Linked DNA regions of Mus musculus: region 1 is linked to region 2. Evidence: chromatin loops called from intact Hi-C (ENCODE). Cell type or tissue: heart. All regions are shown on one strand. Links, peaks and the distances in the headings refer to the core of each region. The heading gives the core; the rest is flanking DNA.

The links. Peaks named below come from ENCODE experiments on the same cell type or tissue, not always from the same donor. Only the 100,000 strongest peaks of a DNase experiment are listed, where the experiment ranks them.
Region 1: a loop joins it to region 2, with 4 times the contacts of the local background. A loop is called at or near these places in 13 of 42 quality-filtered maps.

The regions. Positions count from the first base shown.
Region 1 is chr15:73,467,595-73,478,338 of GRCm38, reverse strand. No RefSeq gene overlaps it. Among named protein-coding and RNA genes, the nearest start is that of Dennd3, 40 kb to the left of the region's middle. In heart, for the core only: CTCF peaks have their summits at 2,569 and 5,381 (motif pointing right); DNase peaks (open chromatin) are centred at 5,348, 7,008 and 8,118; H3K27ac peaks cover 1,639 bases.
Region 2 is chr15:73,381,392-73,392,135 of GRCm38, reverse strand. All of the region lies in intron 2 of Ptk2 (PTK2 protein tyrosine kinase 2), which reads left to right. Among named protein-coding and RNA genes, the nearest start is that of Ptk2, 36 kb to the left of the region's middle. In heart, for the core only: a CTCF peak has its summit at 4,862; no DNase peak of the experiment used is centred there.

The DNA.
Region 1 (10,744 bases), core at 1,072-9,071, 87 kb before region 2:
AGCCTGCTCACAGACAGGTATTCATCAGAACCTGGTGCCACTGTGCTGTGCTGACCCTTACAACAGGAACTATCTGGCTGGATCTTTGACACTCTCCCAACCCCCAAGGCTCCAGGAACTGGCTACTCAGTTCCCTGTCACATGTCACCATAGGAGAAAATGCAGTCATGACCTGGCCACCTGCCTACCTGGCACGACATGCTTCTAGATAAGAAACATGGCACACCCTGCACCAGGAGTCAGAACAGTGAATTCTGAAGGAATGTGAGTAGCCAGTAGCTGGCCTGTGGACAAGTCTGCACTCTCCACATCTGCCTTGATGTGCTTCTTCTGCAAAGAGACCCTGGTGGCCTGAGCGCTCACTGCCCAAGCCACAGTCAACAGGCTTCCACTGGATTCTTCACAGACAATAAAGACTGTTTCTGGAAATAGTCTTTGGAGTGGTTTACCTCTGTGCCCTTCACCGACTCACAGCATTGCTGTCTTGCTGAAGGGATGCCCCAGTACCAACAGTACACCACAACTGGAGTGCACTGCCACCAAGACAAACAATATCAACTGTCACGGAGTCAAGTCCTGAGACAGTCACAGTTTCTCACATCACTTACATGTCTACAAGCACAAATAAGCCAAGGCTGTGTAAGGACAGGTCCCCAAGGCAGACACAGAAAGTATGGCTTTCCCAGGAATCCTCGAACACCTGGCTTAGCAGTCCAGTGGCAAGCGGGGGAGATGGTCAGACCTGGCTCAAGTCTCAGCTCCTCACTTAGTACCCAGGCCACTCAGCTGATGGCTCTGCCTTTGGGACCCCAGTGTCCTCATCTTCAACCAGAAGATAACTGTCATCACTGCCTCAGAGACTGTCAGGAGGGCCAAATAAAAGAGGGAAGAGACCTCTAATACAGTCTCACTGCCCAGAGCTCTACCCTGGGCTACAGACACTGGTAAGACAGCTCTACCCAACCTACCCATCCACTGTGGGCATCACCACCATGACCCGCCCACTTACAGCCTCAGCGTCTTCACTTATAACTCCCCTATCCCAGGAACCCCTGAAATGGAACCTCTGTCTCCCCTCTCCCCAAACGTGAGCAGGTTGCCGCAGCCTGTACCTTTCTACTGCTGCAGCTTGAATTTTGTCCCCCAAAATATGTGCCCAAGTCATATAGCTACTGTTACTATGGACAAGATCTTATTAGAAGAAGCATCTGCAGGGAGCTGGGGAGACAGCTCAGTTGTTAGTACACAGACTTTACTACTCAAGCATGAGGACCAGAATTCACTCCCCAGCACCCAAGTAAAAAGCCAAGAGTGGGTGTCTACACTCAGAGTCCCAGTGTTGGGGAGGCAGAGAGAAGCAGATGCGGGAGCTGACCATCCAAGCCTAGCCTGATTAGCAAGCTCAGGTCCTAGTGAAATTACCCCATCTTGGAAACAAAACAAAACAAAACAAAACAAAAAGCCACTCATGGTGGCATGCGTTCAATCCTAGCGTGCAGGAGGCAGAAGCAAGTGGTTATCTGTGAGTTTAAGTGCCAGCCTGGTCTACATAACAAGTTCTAGGCTAGATCTTCATAGTGAGAGCCTGTCTCAAGAAAACTACAACAACAAACAACAACAACAACAAAACACCAGTGGAAGAGAAGGAGGGAGGGAGGGACAGAGGGAGTGAAGGAGGGAAGGAAAGGGAGGGAGGAAGGAGAAGGAAAAGGAAGAGGTGGTCTACTTTTGTACTGTGGTGAAGCCAGTGGACTGCAGTTATGACTGATGTCACCCAAAGGTCTATCCTTCAACACCACCATCACACCAAGAAACTATTGGAGTTCGTTCAGCAATCATGAAACTATGAACGGCTTCAAAATGGAGCCATTGATGGGGCTGGAGAGGAGGCTCAACAGTCAGAGGACTTGGGTTTGGTTCCCAGAATCCTCATGGCAGCCTGTAACTGTCAAGGAGTCGGTTCCAGGGGGTCTGATGTCTTCATACTGACCTCTGAGGGCTCCTTAGAGTATGTGGTACACATGAACTCACACACACACACACACACACACACACACACACACACACACACAATGTCCAGTGGGCAGTGAGGTTTCTTATCTCATACAATGAATTTACTCAAAAAAAAAAGTCTCATTAAAACGAGAAAGGAACAGGCTGGCGAGATGGCTCAGTGGGTAAGAGCACTGACTGCTCTTCTGGAGGTCCTGAGTTCAAATCCCAGCAACCACATGGTGGCTCACAATCATCTGTATTGAGATCTGACGCCCTCTTCTGCTGCGTCTGAAGACAGCTACAGTTTACTTGCATATAACAATAAATAAATCTTTGGGCAAGAGTGAGCAGAGCCGGAGCTCTATTCCCAGCAACCACTCACAATCATCTGCACAGCTACAGTACACTGTACTCATATACATAACATAAATAAAAAATAAAAACTGAGAAAGGAGCTGCAGAGAAGGCTTTCATGGGCTGGAGAGATGACTCAGAGGTTAAGAGCACTGACTGGTTTTCCAGAGGTCTCGAGTTCAGTTCCCAGCAATGAGATCTGGTGCCCTCTTCTAGTATGTCTGAAGACAGCAACAGAGAAGGCCATAGTTGCTTCCAGAGGCTAGAGAGATGGCTCAGTGGTTAAGAGTAGGTACTATTCTTACAGAGGACCCAGATTCAGTTCCCAGCATCCATGTTGGCAAGTCACAGCATCTTGTAACTCCAGCCCCAAGGGATCTGATGCCCCATTATCTGCACATACCTACCCACACACTTAAAGACTGAAAATGTTGTTTTTCAATTGAGAGAGCTAGGCTCAGAGAGTAAGAATGCTTGCTAGCCAAACAAGAGGAGCTGAGTTCAAATCCCCATCACCACGTAAAATCTAGACACGGCCATATCCACTGTTATGGGGTGGAGACAAGTGAATCCTGGAACCTCCTAACCAGCCAGTCTGGGGGAAAAAATGAGGTCCATATTCAATAAGAGACCACATGTCAAAAAATAAAGGAGAAAGGATGGAGGAGATGGCTCTACAGGCACTGGGCACCCTGCATGGTGTACAGACATACACACAGGCAAAACACCCATGCACATAAAACAAATGAATAAAAAAAATGTTTAAGATGGGCGTGGTGGCACACACCTTTAATCCCAGCACTCAGTAGGCAGAGGCAGGTGGATTTCTGAGTTCGAGGCTAGCCTGGTCTACAAAGTGAGTTTCAGGACAGCCAGGGCTATACAGAGAAACCCTGTCTCAAAAAAAAAAAAAAAAAAAAAAAAAAAAAACCAAAACAAAAAAAAAAACAAAAAATAAAATAAAAAAATAAAAACATATGTAAGGTGGAGAACAAGACCACGACACCCTCTTCTGGCCTCTATAACAGGAACACCAGCACTCGCTGCTTCCTGTCATTGCCGATGCCATAGGACAGACAGGGGAACAGAATCTTTGTATTTTGAGAGCTGGCAATCTGAGGAGCCAGCAGAGTGACATCCTAAGAAGTATGTCCCACCCCTTTCCAGCTGGCAGATCATCCAGGCCACGGGCAACAAAGGAAGCCAGCTCAGCCCCACCCCTCCTATTAGGTGGTCAGCCACATTTCTGGGGCTCTCTCCTCATTCTCTTTGCATTCTTCCGTTATTTTGTAGATGTTGGGATTCAGGAACTTCTTGACATACCGAGCTGTAATTCTGGGGTACTTTTCTGTGCCTCCTTAGTGCCCACTCTGGGGCCCTGGGCTGGAAGGAGTTAACCCAGGACAGACAGACCATGGCCATCATTGAATGCTAAGCCAGAAATGCATGCATCTGCTCACTTCTTCCTACAGTGTGGAGAAGGAATGGCTTTATAATGTGAAAGTGTCTGTCTGTTTCTCCTTTCCCCCATCACCTCTAGACAAGAGAGGGAGCCCGGCAGTGGTGGCGGGTGCCTTTAATCCCAGCACTTGGGAGGCAGAGGCAGGCGGATTTCTTAGTTCGAGGCCAGCCTGGTCTACAAAGTGAGTTCCAGGACAGCCAGGGCTATACAGAGAAGCCCTATCTCAAAAAAACCACGAGAGACAGAGAGAGACAGAGATACAAAGAGAGAGAACTCTGCTGTTCTCAGTGAGGTTTCAGAGGGAGCACGTTGCTGTTCTCAGGTTCGCAATGCATGATTCACCATTCCCAGGTGTGACAGTTTGAATGAAATGTCCCCTGCAGTCTCTGGCGCGTGAACACTTGTTTGAGGAGTCTTAGGAGTTGTGGCCTTGTTGGAGGAAGTGTGCCACTGAAAGTGGGCTTTGAGAATTTAAAGATGCAAGCATTGCTAGCTGAGTCTCTCTGCTTTCTGCTTGCAGTTTAAGAAGCGAGCCCGCAGCTTCTTGCTCCTGCCGCCGTGCCTGCCTGTTGCCACGCTCCCTCACTGTGCTGGTGATGGTGACGGTCTCCTCTCCCTCTGGAACCTTAAGCACAAGTAAATCCCTTCTTTCTTTAAGTCATCTTGGTGATGGTGCTTTATCACAGCAATAGAAACGTCACTAATTCACCGGGACGCAAGCACGCCTAGCCTGCTCCCTATAAAGAACTGCACTGTGGTCTTGCTAAAGGCTCAACAAAGCCTGATGCCCTGAGTTCAGACCTTACATGGGGAAAGGACAGAGCTGAGTCATGCAAGTGAATGAACTGGGTAATTCATTCACTAACTAATTAAGTGGCAATTTAAAAAGATGCGCTTGTCTTCTGACCTGAAGTGAAATGTGTCAGGTGATCTCCTTGAAGGACTTTAGAAGAGGTTTTATTCTTAGCCTGAACATGGTGGTTGGTTACTTTGTAGCATTGGGGAGTGGATCTAGGGCTTTGTGCTTGCTAGGCAAGAAGTCTTTTTTACTTTTTATTTTGGTCTCACTAAGATGTGCACCATCATTCTGGCCCAGCTGGGGTTTTGAAGGATGGTTAAGAGTTTGACCACCTGGTCTCCGTGTCTGGGTTCCTTACCCTAACCATGTATCTCCATTTGTCACATGTATGTTAAGCAACTTCTGCAGGTACTTGGTTGTCAGAATGTAGCCCCTGTGGGTAGCATACCTCATTCGTCTCTGTCTATCTCACTTCTAGTTCCTGGTGGTCCTGACCCAGTCTCAGCCTGAGTTTATGCTCCATACAGGTTTGTGAGTCAGGGTTTTTCTAAGTGTTGGTGGGACTTTGGATGAAGGCTGTCAGGAGAGCAGAGGAGACAGTGGGGTCCATTGTGTGCTCTCTCCCCGGACACCCCCCCGCCCACCCCGTGTGTGTGTGTGTGTGTGTGTGTGTGTGTGTGTGTCCCGCCAAGAGGCAAGCCCTTTGTGTCCTGGCCTCCAGCCTTCCACCTTCTCCCTGGCAGTGACAGCAGTTGCCAGCAGGGGGCACCATGTGGCTGCCTGGGAAAACAAAGGCCGAGTGCCTCACCACAGAGTCCCAGGAAGTGGCTGGACAAGGTTTGGGAGCTGAGCCCTGAGCGGACCAGTCCCCAGGGACAGTACAAGACAAGAGCAGCTATGATCTTGAGAGTCACCGTCTAGGAGCCACCTCCCAGGGTCATAGGCAGTGCTACCCATGCTCTGGGGACTCTGGCTGCCATACCTGCTCCAGGGGGCTCAGGCCATTGAGGAGATGTCCGGAAAATGACTCCTCAGTTAGGCCTCTGTTGGTGAGCAAACGGCAACAGGGCAATGCAGAGAAGGGTCCTGAAGTACTCCAAAGGTGGTCACAAAGCAGGCCTGAGAGGAACTGGGAACTCGTCAGAGGTCACCCTGGAACCCAGCTCTCTCTGTGCACTCTTCTCATTGGACCATTCTAGTGAGGATGAAGTCAGACAAAGTCCAAGGATTGCTTGGGGGCGACACAGATGAAGCTAGACCAAATGCCCCACCCCTACCCCCAACACCCACCCGAGGAACTATATCAGGCAACTGGGACCAGAAAACACCCCTTCTATTCCACCTTGAAAGTTTCTCTAGAGTATGACACCTGTGCAGAGATGTGGCCTGCATCTCTATGCAGGGCATAGGAGTCCTTCTACTCTATGCTACCCAGTGGTCCTGCACGGGGCATTCCAGGGCTTCTAAACAGTCAGTGACCATTCCAGTCCTGGCTCTGTTAAAGGCGACCATGAGTTCTTGGCATTCTTTATGGAAAGGTGCTCCAGAACAAAAGACTAGGGCTGGAGAGATGGCTCAATGGTTAAGAGCACTGACTGTTCTTCTGGAGGTCCTGAGTTCAAATCCCAGCAACCACTTGGTGGCTCACAACCATCTGTAATGAGATCTGATACCCTCTTCTGGCGTGTCTGAAAACAGCTACAGTGTACTTGCATATAGTAAATAAATAAATCTTTAAAAAAAAACAACAACAACAAAACCAAGATCAGAAGAGCGTGTGAGAATCCACAAGGTTCTTGTCCCTGGCCTGTGCTTGCAGAAGGGCAGGTCACTGTTTCTCACTGTTTCTCAGCCACCATGTGCAGACATCCAGCTACACACAGCTTCCTGGGCTGGGCTCCAGCCAGATTGGATCTGCCCCCTCCGATGCCACCAAGCCCAAGCTACCAACCACCCTTGCATTCTGCTCAACCTACAGATTCGAGGACTTTCACTTTTACTAGAAAACTTGTGGCCCATGTGTTCTTGGGGAGACTGTTTAACTCAGCAATGTGTCTCCTCATTTTAAAATGGGAGGGTATCCACCTGCAGAAACTTGCTGAGAGCTGCCACCAGCAACTACTCTTTTTTCTGGTCTTGCCTCCTGCAAGGCTGACTCCTACCCTATCCTGTGACTGGACCCCACGTCCTGGGCAATAGAGCAAGGAACATGGCGGTCGTGCACAAAGTCCCTTACTAGAGAGCAAGTACAGAGTTCCAAGTCTAGGTGGTTCCTGGCCTTGTTTCCTCAGGGACATGGTGATGCCAGTGAACTTATCTCCTTTCCAGAACCTGCTCCCGGCGTTTCAGGAAGTCCCACTTCCCTAGGGATGGCGAAAGTGCATTCCTATCCTACCCTGAAGGGCAAGGAGACAGCTCCAATTGTGCAGAGCCTGGAATGCTCTCTGGCTGCAAGCCTGCTCCGTGGAGTGGAGGACATCTTTCCCTACTCCCATGACCTGCTGACTTGGGCAATCATCCTGTCCAGTCTGACCTGGACTGTCCAGCCACTTCCTCACTGTAGGGAGAGTGTAAGATTTTAAAGTCCAGACCTTGGGACTGAAGAGAACCCTACAAGGTAACTTAAAGAACTTCTACCGGATCCCTGACTTGTCAGACGTGACAGACACATGGCTTTGTCCCACCCATGATCTCCCAAAATGAGCCATGTGGAGCAGGAGCACACACAAACTGGGCTGGAACGGGATGTTCAGCCCAGACTACACACCATGCAACACACACACACACACACACACACACACACACACACACACCAATCAGCCCACCCTATGCAACCAACCTCCTGTGCCCCCAGGCTGGCCTAAGAGCACAGGGCTGCAGGCTCCAGGAGAGGCTGCTGCTAGTATTGAGCAAAGTGGCTAGGGCACAGATGAAGTCACAGCAGGGGTGGGTGGCTTCTGGGAGTGACTTCAGGAAGCTGGTTGAAAGGATGGAATCAATTTTTCTTTCAAGGTGGAAAAAAAAAAAAAGTGCCAGGAAGGCAGGCAAGGCAGGAAGAAGCCAGACAAAGAAATGCAGCCGGTACTTTGTAATCAAACCGCAAACAACCTGCAAGAGAAGCCCCACCCCAATCCAGCAAGACCCTCACCAAGGTCAGAGACCAGGAAAGTGAGGAGGGGCGGTGGGTGAATACCCGCCTATATTAGGTCACATTCTCTTGCAGGACCAGGGATCCCTATCTGGACCTGAGAGCCTGAGTCCTTTATGATGAGAACAGGGACACAGAGAGAGTGGGTGAAGGCTTGCCCCCAACATGACCCAGACCTTTCCAGTCCTTGACCTACCATAAGTCTGCCTTTGCATCCTTCTCTCCACAAATGTTGGAAGGGACCAGGCCCTTGCTCTTCTTCTTGGCTGCTTTCCAAATTGTGTCTGTCACCGTCGCAGCGGGGAAACAGATGGCATGTGTAAATGAGACTCTGGAAGGACTTTGGCGAAGGGACTGTTGGCAGGACTGAGTGTCAACTGAGGAGGCAGCACCCCAGGAAGAGAGGCCACCCAGGGTCGCCTAGGCAGATCACAGGGAGTCTAGTGCTTGGTTTTCCTTTAAGGGATCGCGGCTTCTGCATTCACTCAACAGCCTCTCCAGAAGTTGGAAGCTTGGGAATAAGTCCAGGCTTGGGGGGAAGAAGGCAGGCAGGTCAAGTGTGTGGACAGCTCCTAGCCTGGGGTTTAATGAAGCCTGGAGTTCAGCAAAATCAGTCTCCACCCAGCGAGGGCGTGTGCACAGAAGGTGTTTAATGGCATGGATAGAATACAGGAGCAGGGGGCTGGTGAGATGGCTCAACAGTTAAGAGCACCGACTGCTCTCCCGAAGGTCCTGAGTTCAAATCCCAGCAACCACATGGTGAGGTCTGATGCCCTCTTCTAGAGTGTGTCTGAACACAGCTACAGTGTACTTAGATATAATAAATAAGTCTTTTTAAAAAATACATGAACGTGTTCTCTCACTGAGAGAAGGAGAGGAGGAAAATAGCTCTTTGAGGTGCACTGTCCACCCACCATCACAATGACACTGTAGCCTTCATTCCAGGCAGGCTGCAGCAAGAGGAAATGATTGGGTTAGACCAGGTCCTAAGGGTAGGGCCCTGATCCCAGAGGATGTGTATCCTTCTGAGAAGAGATGACAGCGTTCAGCCTCTCTACCATGTGAGGACACAGCGACAAGACCTTGAGGCAGGAAGCAGGTCTCACCAGCAACCAAACCAGTAGGACCTTGGCCTCGGACTTACAGTCCCCAGAATTGTGAAGAACAGATGTTTGTCATTTAAGCCATTCGGCCTGAGTACATTATCGTGGCAGCTGGAGCTAGTTCAGGGAAGGAAGAACCGGTCAAGGTGAGAATGGCCAAGAGAAACACTGGTGCCTGGGCTTTGTTTCTGTTGCAGTGATAAAGTATCCTGATAAAAAGCAACTTAGGGGAGAGGGGTTTATGTGACTTACACTTCCAGGCCTCTACCCATTATTGTGAGGGAGTCAAGGCAGGAACTTAAGGTGCCATATTCACAGTCAAGAGCAGAGAGAATAAACACACGTACACTTGCTCACTTGCTCTCACCTAGCTTTCTCCTCTTATACTGTTTAGGGTCCTTTGCTAGGGAATGGTGCTGCCCATAATGGGCTAGGTCTTCCTATACTTACTAAAGACCAAGACAGTCCTCCACAGACAAGCTTACCAGCCAACCTAATCCAGATAATTTGGGACTGGAGAGGTGGCTCGGTGGTTAAGAGCACTGGCTGCTTGCTCTTCCAGAGGACCCAGGTTTTGTCCTCACACCCACAAGGAGATTTAGAACTGTCTGTAAATTCAAGTTCCAGGAAATCTAGTGCCCTCTTCTAGCCTCCACCAGTGCCAGGAAAGTAGACAGTACGTAGGTAAAACACTCATACGCAACAACAAAAAAAGTAAGTAAATGTTTAACAGCCAAGAATAGTAGGGTATGCCCTTAATTGTTAGCACTCAGGAGGCAGAGGCAGGCAGCTATCAGTGAGTTCAGTCAGCCAAGGCTACAAAGTGAGACCGTGTCTCAAAAGGTAAAACAAACAAATGAAACAACCAATTAGTTCTGACTCCATGTTTCAACCACAGCCTGGGCCTGGATTTAGAGCTCCCTGGGTACCAGGCTGTGGGAGCTCTTGGGTAAAGGACAATGTCTAGCCAATGGGCACACTCACACGCGCGCGCGCGCACACACACACACACACACACACACACACACACACACACACACACCCCTTTGCCTCAAAGTCACACCTTGTGCCCTCGACTCTCTCCAGGACTCACCTAGACTCAGTCTGGCCACTCTGAGGTCACTGCCTTTGTAATGTCCCCTGAGTGACAAAATGAGCTCGTAGTAGCTTGATAGCGTCTGCAGGAATCATGTCTACGCGTGACCTTGGAACATGACCTTATTTGGAGCTAGAGACTTTTCAGCTGCAGTGACGTAAGCTGAGACCACCCTGGATTCTGCTGTCCCGGTGTGAAGAGGAGAGACACAGAGGAAAGGTGAAGTGCGAACCAGAGTGACAGCCACAGTCTAGGAAGGCCCCGAGCCTCTCAGAGCTAGAACAAACAGAAGAACCGTCTCCCGGAACCTCAGGCTGGAGGGAGGCCCAGTCCTTTGCCTCACAGAGAATAAATTTCTGTGTTCAGTCTGTGGTAGTGACTTTTTTTTTTTTTTTAACAGCAGCTGTAAAAGCAATGTGTGGCTCAGGTGATTTCCTGCTTTGACTCCATTCTCAAAACAGCACAAAGTCCCAGGTTGAGGGCTGTGCAGTAAAAAGGGAAGGGTGGGTCTGAGGAGAGAGGCTCAAACCCTTCCCCTACAGTGACTCTCCCTCGCTTCTCCCTGAGGCCCGTGTCTGCCTCACATGGCACTTCATTCACTGGCCTAAAAGACTTTTTTTTTGCTTAAAATGTACCGTCCTCACTTGGGTCCACAGGTGACTGACAGCAGGGTGAGAGGGTGGCCTCTATGCCTGTGTGTTGGATCTGTCTCCTTTACTTTGGCTCCCCTGGACAGCTCAACATCTTAGTGGCTCCATAACCTATTTCATCTCTCTTCAAGACAGAA
Region 2 (10,744 bases), core at 1,755-9,754:
CTCTTATATGCTGAGCCATCTCATTGGCTCCAGGCATATTGGTGGGGTTTTTTCCTCTTTTATTTTAAGATTTATTTATTTTATGTATGTATGCGGTCTTCAGACACACCAGAAGAGGGCTTTGGATCCCATTACAGATGGTTGTGAGCCACAATGTGGTTGCTGGAAATTGAACTCAGGACCTCTGGAAGAGGAGCAGTCTTACTTGCTGAGCCATCTCTCCAGCCCCTGTTTTTTGTTTTTTGTTTTTTTCAGACAAGGTCTCACTATGAAGCACTGACTGACCTGGAACTTGTTATGTAGACTAGGCTGGTTTATAACCCAAGAGATCTTCCTGACCACGCCTAGGAATGAAGTTTTTAAATTCTTGTCATAAAGTAAGTTTTGTTTTGTTAGATGATGATGATGATGATTTGTGCATGTGTGTGAGAGAGACTATGAATATGAATATGAATATGAATGAATGAGAATATGCAAATGAAACTTTGTAGCAGAATCGGCTCCAAAACAGGAGCAGAGCTGTTCATAAATTGAGCTGTAAGAGTCATTCATTATTTATTATGTTTATTTATTTGTGTGTATGTGTGTATGTATATACGTATGTATGTGTGTATATATGAGTTGTTTCTCTCCTTTCATTATGTGTTCCAGAGATTGCACTTGGGTCGTCAAATGTGTGCAGTAAGCACTTTTATCTATTGAGCCATCTTACCAGTCTAATCCAGATCTTTGTCTTTTGGTGACTCTTCCTTATTATTACAGATGTACTTACTTGTTTTTCTGTTAGAAGTCTTTAGAGGAGTAGAACTCATTAGTCTACATTTTGATCATGAAGCCACTGAGGGCTTTGGAGATTGTGTTGATATTATGTAAGGATTTAAAAGTAACCTTTTTTTAAAAAAAAGATTTATTTATTTTATTTATGAGTACATTATAGCTGACTTCAGACACACCAGAAGAGGGTATCAGATCCTATTACAGATGGTTGTGAGCCACCATGTGGTTGCTGGGAATTGAACTCAGGAACTTTGGAAGAACCGCTGAGCCATCTCTCTAGCCCCAAAAGTAACTTTTATTAGCTAGATGTAATTGTTGTCTTGGAGGCTTAGGTTTAACTCAGCTGCTCTGGTCCAAACTCTTCTCTAAGATGACTGATTCAAACTGGCTTCTCTTGGCTTCTGACTGAATTGCTCTGTTTGGTCTCAAACTAACTGGCAATCTGTTCTAATCTGGTTCCTTTTCATTTTCTGGCTTGTTCTGTCTTCACCTGCAACCTGTCTCTGTAAAACTGTCCTTTCCCCCACTCCCTATTGCCTTTCTTTCTGGTCTGTTCTCTTTAAGTTGCCTCTCTTTTCTTGTGCTGTTCTTTTGAGTGTTGGGATTATCCTATCTCTGACTCATTCTATCAGATCTTTCTCTGATTAAGCACTTTGTCTGCCCTTCAATTCAATGTCACTTGTTGAAGTTAGTTCTCTCCTTTTCATGTAGGTCTTGAAGATTGAATTTAGGTTATCAGACTTGGGACAAGTGCCATTACCCAGTGAGCTTTATCTTAAGACACCCCAAACATTTGTTTTATCAAACATGGCTACTTCCTTTTACAAACTAACCTTGCTTACATTGTTTGGGATTAGAGGTGTGTACTAAGGACGCATCTGTATTCCAACCAGAGGTATTAAAGGTGTGTGGACTGTCTATATTCCAACTGGATTACACAGACCTAAGTCTTTGGATGTAATCCCTTGCCAGAGCAGCCATGTTGCTGGATTAAAATTCTTCTGCAGGTCTAAGTTCAGGATGCCAAGTTCATATTAAGTGCCAGCCATGGTTCTAATTGCTTTAAGTAGAGACATCAAAAAAAAAAAAAAAAAAAAAAAAAGCCAGGAGTGCCTTGAAGAGAGAAGTAAAGCAGCTGATAAGCTGTGAACCTAAGGAGTACCCCATGTTACGTATGTGAGGGGAGTACAGTGGAGGAAATCATGCTACAGTGTGTAGTTAGAGTTTAAGGTGTACATAGAACGGCTACAATAAGCCTTGCTGCTAAGTGAGTTGTGAGCCGGATGTGGCAGTGATGAACGTAGAACCTAAGTAGATCCACGGTTCTAAGAACGTTGTAGTTGAGTGAACAGCAGTGCAGACAGAATGTGCAGTGTTTGATGGAGCTGGTCATTCTTGTTGAAGTCTGACTCAGCTCATGACACACTACATCCACTGGGATGTTATGAAGGGAATCAGGTGTGTAGCAGAGATGACATGGGCTAGGGAACTAGGAATCAAAGAAGTGGACTTAGGATGTCATGACAGTAGGATTTGTTAGTAGTTTGTGTACAGGTAGGAGATAGGGGGTAGAGTTACATATGAGAGAGACTCATGATGTAGACGTAACCACTACTCAGATGTGTGTGAGGAAGATCAGGTTGAGGAAGCTGCTTTTCTCAGAATGAGTAGCTGACACATGTTAGAGCTGGTAGTGTGTATATGGATTCCAGCTGTCTTTGAGCACATCCTTTATACTATATCACTTTGCCACTAAAGTGGGCAATAGTTTGCTCCTAGCCTTTATTTCCCCAAAGATTTAAAAATAGAGAAAGAGGGGCTGGAGAGATGGCCTGGTAGTTAAGAGCACTGGCTATTCTTTCAGAGGACCCCTGAAGAAGGGGTCTTCTTAGTGGGGGAAAGTAATGGGAGCAAAAGCCTGGGATTGTAGAAATGACTTGTTAGGTTTCACTGAATTAAAAGTCTTGTCTGCTGGGACTTTTACTGGATTGTACATACTATACTGCCTTAATACAGACAGTACCTTGTGGATTTTAAACCAGATTACATGGGAATTAGGCTCACATTATTAAACTGGATGACAGATTTTTTTATTATAGTCCTAAGACTTAAACATAGAGCATATTAGACCACGTGTATCCAAAGGGTAAATTTAAAAGTGTGTTTCATATCTTGTTTCATGAGGAAATCTTTTAAGAATACTTGTCACAGAAGTAATGACTTTGGCCTTGGGGTATCCAAGCCAATTAATTCACTGGGTGTAGGAATCAGAGCTATAGTGCTGCCTCAGTCTTGATTTCCAGGAATTGGATGAATTCTAGGAGAAACTTAGGAAATTGCTTGCTAAAATGCTTTGGAGAGGGCAATTGGGGCATGGGAACATGTCTTTGAGGCATGCAAGAATACCTGTAGAACCCCAGGGAAAACCAGCTTTCAAGGATGAGATGGTGAAAAGCCAGAAGTTGATGAATTGCTTGTTTTTGAAAAGAAGCACTGCTTATATTGAAATGCTGAGACAGATAATTAGAAATAAGGCCTACACATAGTCTTCGCAATTGCAGACACCACAGTGCCTTTCGTGTGAATGCATATAATTCATGGATGGGTGGGGCTTGTATTGAGCTGGGTTTTAAGCTTCCCATTTACACCTAGGTATGTGGAGAACACACATTTCAGTCATGACATTGTGTTTCAAGAATTATGGCTAGAACATTATAGTCACAGCCATTATAGCTGCCATTTGTGTGTTAGGTGAATTATGAACCTTATTTCTTATGTATGTGCCATAGTATTCATGTGTTGGTGTAGTGTTCCTCACTTTCTACCTTGTTTAAATTGTTGTTTCTTCTGACTAGCAGGCTTTTGAGCTTCCTGGGATTCTTGTGTCTTTGCTTCTTGTCCTGAAAGGAGTGTTGGGAGTATAGATGCTTGTGCTACAAATCTGGGTTTAAAAAAAAAAAGATTGATTTTAAATTCTGTGGTGTGTGTACCTGTGGAATGCAGTTATCTGTGGAGGTCAGAGGCATTGGATTCCTTGCAGCTGTAGTTACAAGCTGTTTTGAGTCGCCTGATGTGGGGTAATGGGAACTGAACTTGAGTCTTCTGCAAGAGTTTATCTTCACCAAGTCACTCTCTTGGGTTTTTTGAGATAGTGTCTTCCTATGTCGTCCCGGCTGGCCTTAAACTCACTATGTAGACCATGCTGGCCTCAAATTCACAGAGATCCTTTTGCTTCTGATTCCCTTGTCATAGGATAAAGGTACATACCACCGAGCCATCTCTCTGGGCTGCACACTTGGCTTTGTAAAGGATGATAGTGAGTTCTGGGATTTGAACTCACTGTTTTTTGGAGAGTTTCTCTGTGTAACCCTGACTGTCCTGGAAACTGTCCTGTAAACAAGCTGGCCTTGAACTCATGCTGAGACTAAAGGTGTTTGCCATCACCATACTGCTGAACTCTCTATTTCTTTTCTTTTTCTCTTTTTCTTTTTCTTTTCTTTCCCTTTTGACAGGATTTCTCTGTATAGCCCTAGCTGTCCTGGAACTCACTCTGTAGACCAGGCTGGCCTCAAACTCAGAAATCCACCTGCCTCTGCCTCCCAAGTGCTGGGATCAAAGGCGTGCGCCACCACGCCTAGCCTGAATTCACACTCTTCATGTGCACACAAAGTGCTTCTCTCCAGCTTTTTTTTTTTTTTTTTTTTTTTAAGAATTATTTATTTTATGTATGTGAGTACATTGTAGCTGTCTTTAGACACTCCAGAAGAGGGCATTAGATTCCATTACAGATGGTTGTGAGCCACCATGTGGTTGCTGGGATTTGAACTCAGGACCTTCTCAAGAGCAGTCGGTGCTCTTAACCGCTGAGCCATCTCTCCAGCCCCTCTCCAGCTTTTAAAGTACTGATTTTATGTTTTCATTCATCGATGAGAAACCGAGTCTCAAGTTAAGAAATTTGCAGAGTTCCTTTCCCTACAGCAGTGCCAACTTCTATAATTCTTTTGATTAAAGCTTAATCTTGAGCATACTCAAATGAACAGGTGGTGGTCATGCATTTAACAGATAGGGGAATAGTGCCATCTACCGAGCTACTTCTTCTAATTTGCATTTCCTTTTTAAATGGATTGACTTGTTGAATACATTATCATTTCTATAATGTTTGCAAATAATATCCAGTTTCTTGTTTATACACACACGCTGAGAGTTTATCTTCACCAAATACTTGTAAATGTCAAACATGGTGATATACCCTGCACTCCCAGCATTCTGAGGATGTGATGGGCAGGAGTGACAGTTTGATTGGATTTATAGTCTTTGAGGAAATGTACCTCTGGGTGTGTCTGTGAGAATTTTTACAGCAAGGTCTAACTGAAGAGGGAGAACTCATCCTGAGTATGGATGACACTATCCCTCAGATTGGAGACCCAGAGCACGAAGGAGAAAGCAGTTGAGTCATGTTATTCATCCTTGCCTATATCTTTCCTCCTCCTCCTCTGCCTCCTCTGCCTCCTCTTCCTCCTCCTCTTCCTCCTCCTCTTCTTCTTCCTCTTCCTCCTTCTCTTCATCCTCCTCCTCTTTCTCTTCTTCCTCTTTATCTTCCTCCTCTTCCTCCTCCTCCTCTTTTAAAATTTATTTTTATTTTACGTGTACTGGTGCTTTGCCTGCATATATGTCTGTGTGAGGGTGTTAGATCCCCTGGAACTGGAGTTACAGACAGTTGTGAGCTACTATGTAGATGCTGAAAATTGAACCCAGGTTCTCTAGAAGAGCATCCAGTGATCTTAACTACTGAGCCATCTTTTCAGAATTTTTTTTTAAAGATTTATTTATTATTATATGTAAGTACACTGTATCTATCTTCAGGCACATCAGAAGAGGGTGTCTGGTCTCATGGATAGTTGTGAGCCACATGTGGTTGCTGGGATTTGAACTCAGGACCTTTGGGAGAGCAGTTAGTGCTCTTAATCACTGAGCCATCTCTCCAGCCCCCATAATTTTTGTTTTTTAAAAAAGGGTCTCACTATGTAGTCCTGGCAGGCCTGGAACTCCCTGTGTAGACCAGGCTGTCCTCTAACTCAAAGAGCTCCACCTGTCTCTGCTTCTTAAGCATTGGGATTAAAGTGTTCAATACACTTGGCAGTTGTCCGCATCTTGAGTATGGATTCATTGTGACCAGCTGCTTCATGCTCCTATGCCTGTGCCTTCCTTCTATGATGGACTGTACCCTTACTGTGAGCCATATTAGACCCTTTTTCCCTGAGTTGCTGCCTTTTTTTTAAAAAAGGTTTATTTATTTATTCTATGTAAGTACACTGTAGCTGTCTTCAGACACCCCAGAAGAGGGAGTCAGATCTCGTTACAGATGGTTGTGAGCCACCAAGTGGTTGCTGGGATTTGAACTCAGGACCTTCAGAAGAGCAGTTGGGTGCTCTTACCCGCTGAGCCATCTCACCAGCCCCCTGAGTTGCTGCCTTTTTAAAGAAATAATTTGCCCCTCCTTTTTCAGATTATGAATAATTGCATCATTTCTTCCTTTCCTTTCTTTCCTCTAAATCCTCCCATGTATCTTCCCTTGCTCTTTTTCAAATTTGTGGTCTCTTTAATTTTTGTTGTTTGTATATGTGTGTTCCTAAACACACAGTACAGTCTGTTTAATCTGCACAATGTTTCTTGTAGTTCTGTGTTACCAGGGCTCAGCTTTGGTATTCAACATAACCAGTTGATGTGCTTTTTTCTATTCTATATTCTCAGCATTTCTTAGTTGCCTTTTGAGTTGCTTCTTATAGGTGTCACAATAGTAGAAAAAAATGGTAAGTCACTCAGTTTCACAGTGAATTTAAGGCTGGCCTGGGTTATACATTCTTGTTCAAAGAACAAAACAAATGGCCACAGTGGGGAAGAGTTTCATTTCCTAGAAATGCAGGCTGCATTTCCTAAGATTCTTACTTTCAGGCTGAGAGAAAAGCAGGGATGTGTTCTAGTTTCCTTCTACTTGTTTTTTGCACATTCTACCATATTAGTTATTTGGAGCAAACAGAGTGTTGTACAGTGGCAAGGAGATGCTTTATTGTCAAATTCTATTTCTTTCTTTCTTTCTTTTTTATTTTTATTTTTTATTCTGTATATCCCTGTCTATCCTGGAACTCTGTAGACCAGGCTGGCCTCGAACTCATAGATCCCCCTACCCCTGTCTTCTGAGTGCTGGGTTAAAGGCATATACCACCACCTGGCTTGAACATTTTTTTTTTATTGATAAGCTATTAAAAACATGGTTGGGGGTAGTGAGGTGGTTCAGTAGATACAGGCACTTGTATCTAATGATCCCAGTTTGATCCCTAGAGCTATGTAAAGTTAGAGGGAGGAAAGAACTGCACAAGGTTGTTCTAACCTCCACAAGCTGGTGTGTACACACACGCACAGGATGGTAATAAACAAATAAAAAGTTTTAAATGTAGAACAATTAAAAATCAATTAAAGATGGTGAAAATGGATATATCATCCATTTTGTATGTGTGACAACAATACAGAAAAGGGTATTTCACATTAGTAGCTATCAGAAAAGGCAGATTATAACTTCAGTGAGGCCTGGCTATGTTAGAACTAAACAGGGTGATACTGTCAAGTGACAAATGTGTGGAACAAATGAAACTCTGCTTTACTGTGAGAGACAATTTGATTTGGAAAATGTTTTTTTTTTTTTTTAACAAGTTGGACATAATAATTGTTATATGATTTAGCAGCCCTCTTCCTGGGTGTTTTCCCCAAGGAAGATGAAAACACAGGCTCACACAGAACTCTCCATTGGAGGATTTGTAGCAGCTTGGTTCCTAGTGAGTGGGAACAGTTCAGATGCCCATTCCTTGGAAAATGAGCAGATTTAGTACAGCCCTACAGTGAAACCAACTTAGATACACCAAGTAGTTAACTGATAATGGCAGACAACAGAAGGGATAAATCTACAAATCAAGGAATACCACCGAGTGATGGTGATTCTGTTTAAGACTGATCCCTGGTGCTGGAGAGATGGCTCAACAGTAAGAGTGCTGGCTGCTCTTCCAGAGGTCCTGAGTTCAATTTCCAGCAACCACATAGTGGCTCACAACCATCTGCAGTAGAATCTGATTATGCAGACAGACTACTCATACGCATAAATTATGTAAATAAATATAATAAAAACCCCCCAAAACCTGAACCGTAAGAGCAGATCTGTGGCTGCCTGCTACTGAGGAGAACCTGTAAAAAATGTAGTGAGGGCAATACTTGGGCTTGGGGAGAAGCCTGTGTCTTCAGTGTGTTGCTCTGTAGCACTGGTGTTTGTCAGAAATCATGGAGCTAATTCTACCCAAGAAGCAAGGTTTAAAAAAAGAGAACAATGGCTGGGTGTGGTAGTAGTATACATTATAATCCTAGTATCTGCCACCAAGTCTGACAACCTTGAATTTGATCCCCTAGGTTCACATGGTAGAAGAGAACAAGTTGTCTTCTGATCTCTACACTGACATTACCACGCTCACCTCTACACAATTACCTACCCACACTCACAAACATGAAAAACAAAGAAATAAATGTTTGCTCAGATTTTTAAAAAAATAGGTTAGCTAACTATCAATCAGCAAGCCCCTTCACTCAGCTCCTGAGGTGGCTTGTGTTCTGGAAGTGTGAGTCAGATCACTCCTTTCTCGCTTATCACAGTGTTTCATCACAGCAACAGAAGGCCATTAAACAAAAATCAACAAAAGAAAATGCAAAAGGGAGAATGTTACTTATTACAAATAAGTCAGGTGTTCTGTGATAATGACATGTGAACAAAGTATTTTGATGCAGTTATATGGTGATCTATAGTAGGTACTTGCTGATAGCCTGTTGGACAGTTGGTATTTGGGAACAGAATGTGATGACAGGTTGATCCTACTTTACATGGTTCATTGTAGAATTGCATCAGGGTATTTTCCCCTGGAGATCACTGCATTAATCTTAGTTTTGGAAGGCTAAAGCATGTTTAAGTCTGAAGATTTGACAGTTGCTTCCGTCAAGTGGCAGTCAGTGCAGTTGTCATTGCCTGCAGTTTTAGTGTGGAATAACCACACACATTATTTTGATTCCTGTTGGATTTAGTGTGTTATTGTTGAAATGCACACAGTAAGTTAGTCATCATTTAAAATGTCCTCTAAAATGTTGCATTATGACCTATTTTCATTGAAAGGTTAGCATAAATGCAGAACAGCACAAATACAGAGTCAGGGCGTGGAGTTGGGAGCTGGATTTGGTGGTATACTCTTGTGACTGCACTAGTGAGAGTTGATGGCTGAAGAGTTAATGGTTTGAGGCCAGCCTGGGCTACATGAGACCCTGTCTCAATGCTTCAACACACTTTAGAGAAAAAAGAAAGGAAAAAGGTGAAATATAAATGTAAAGAATGTTTCTTATGTTAGAAAAGTCTTTTAACAGATTTTAAATAAAATGCCTTAAAACATACTGTAGATTGCTTGCCTAACATGCATGAAACCCTGGGATTGATCCCAGTTCTGTGAAACAGATACCAACCTAACTTTCAGTTTTTCTGCCTTCAAGATCCTCTCTGTGAACACCTGGTTTAAATATCAAGCTTTATAGTCTGCGCCTTTTCCTCAGTGTTATTTTAATGCCCTTTTGCTGTGATAAAATATGCCAACAAAAGCAGTTTAGGGCAGAAAGGGTTTCTTTGTCCTATAATTCCAGGTTACAGTGCATTATTGGGCAAGAACTTGGAAGCAGTTAGTCACTTACATTGGAGAGCACTGAATTAATGTATGTATGCTAGTGCCCAACTCACTCTTACAGTGTTTAGAACTCTTTGCCTAGGAATTGTGCTACTCAGAGTGGGCATCTTCCCACCTCAGCTAAGCAATTATGATATTATCCCTTAGACCTGTCCTCAGCACAGCACAATATAGACAGGGCCCCCCACCCCCACCTCCACACTCCCCCATTAAGATTCTTTTCCAAGGTTCAGTTAGCTGCCTCCCTTGTTTTTGGTTTTTAATGTAGTCCTAGCTAGCTTGGAATTCCCTAAGGTAGAACAGACCAGCCTCAAACTGACAAAGATCCTGTTGGCATTCCTTCTAGACTCCACCCAACAGTTATCTGGCTGTAGCCTGGTAGGCCTGGCTTGCTATTGGCTCCTCCTTGCTCTCTGCCCTTTTCCTCTCCCTATCCCCATTTTCACTCCCCCCTCAACCCCCCCCACTTCATGTGTTCCTGTTTTCCCCCTCCCTCCTTCCCTCCCTCCCTCCCTCCCTCCCTCCCTCCCTCCCTCCCTCCCTCCCTCCCTTCCTCCCTCTCTCTCTCTTTCCCTCCCTCTCTCCGTCTTCTCTGTCTCCATTCCCTTCTCAACTCCCCTTCCCATGACTGAAATAAACCCTATTCTATGCTCTACTTGGTACCTCGGGTAAGGGATGCCTTAGCATGGGCCCCGCCTCCCACCTCTACCAAACATGTCCTGGTCTTTTTCTAAAACAGATCCTGATTTCCACCTCCCAAGCTCTGGAATTAAAGACATCTGTCGTTATGCCTGATTCTGGAAGCTTTGTTTTTTTTTTTTTTGGTTTTCCAAGACAAGGGTTTCTCTGTATAGCCCTGGCTGTCCTGGAACTCATTCTGTAGACCAGGCTGGCCTTGAACTCAGAAATCTGCCTGCCTCTGCCTCCCGAGTGCTGGGATTAAAGGCGTGCGCCACCACTGCCTGCCCCCCCCCCTTTTTTTTTAATCTTGAAAACGGTTTTTTCATTTATTGGAGAAGACTCAGGAAGTAAAATAGTAATGCACTTTACCTCAGAGAGTATTTGTTGGCAGCAAGGATGTTTTTATAACACCAATGAAGTAATTGTCAAATAAAAAAAATTCTCATGCTACATGATGATCTCTATTATTATAGGCAGAGTTTTGAGCCTGGAGGGTAGCTACTGGACGTTCCTCTACCTCTGTACTG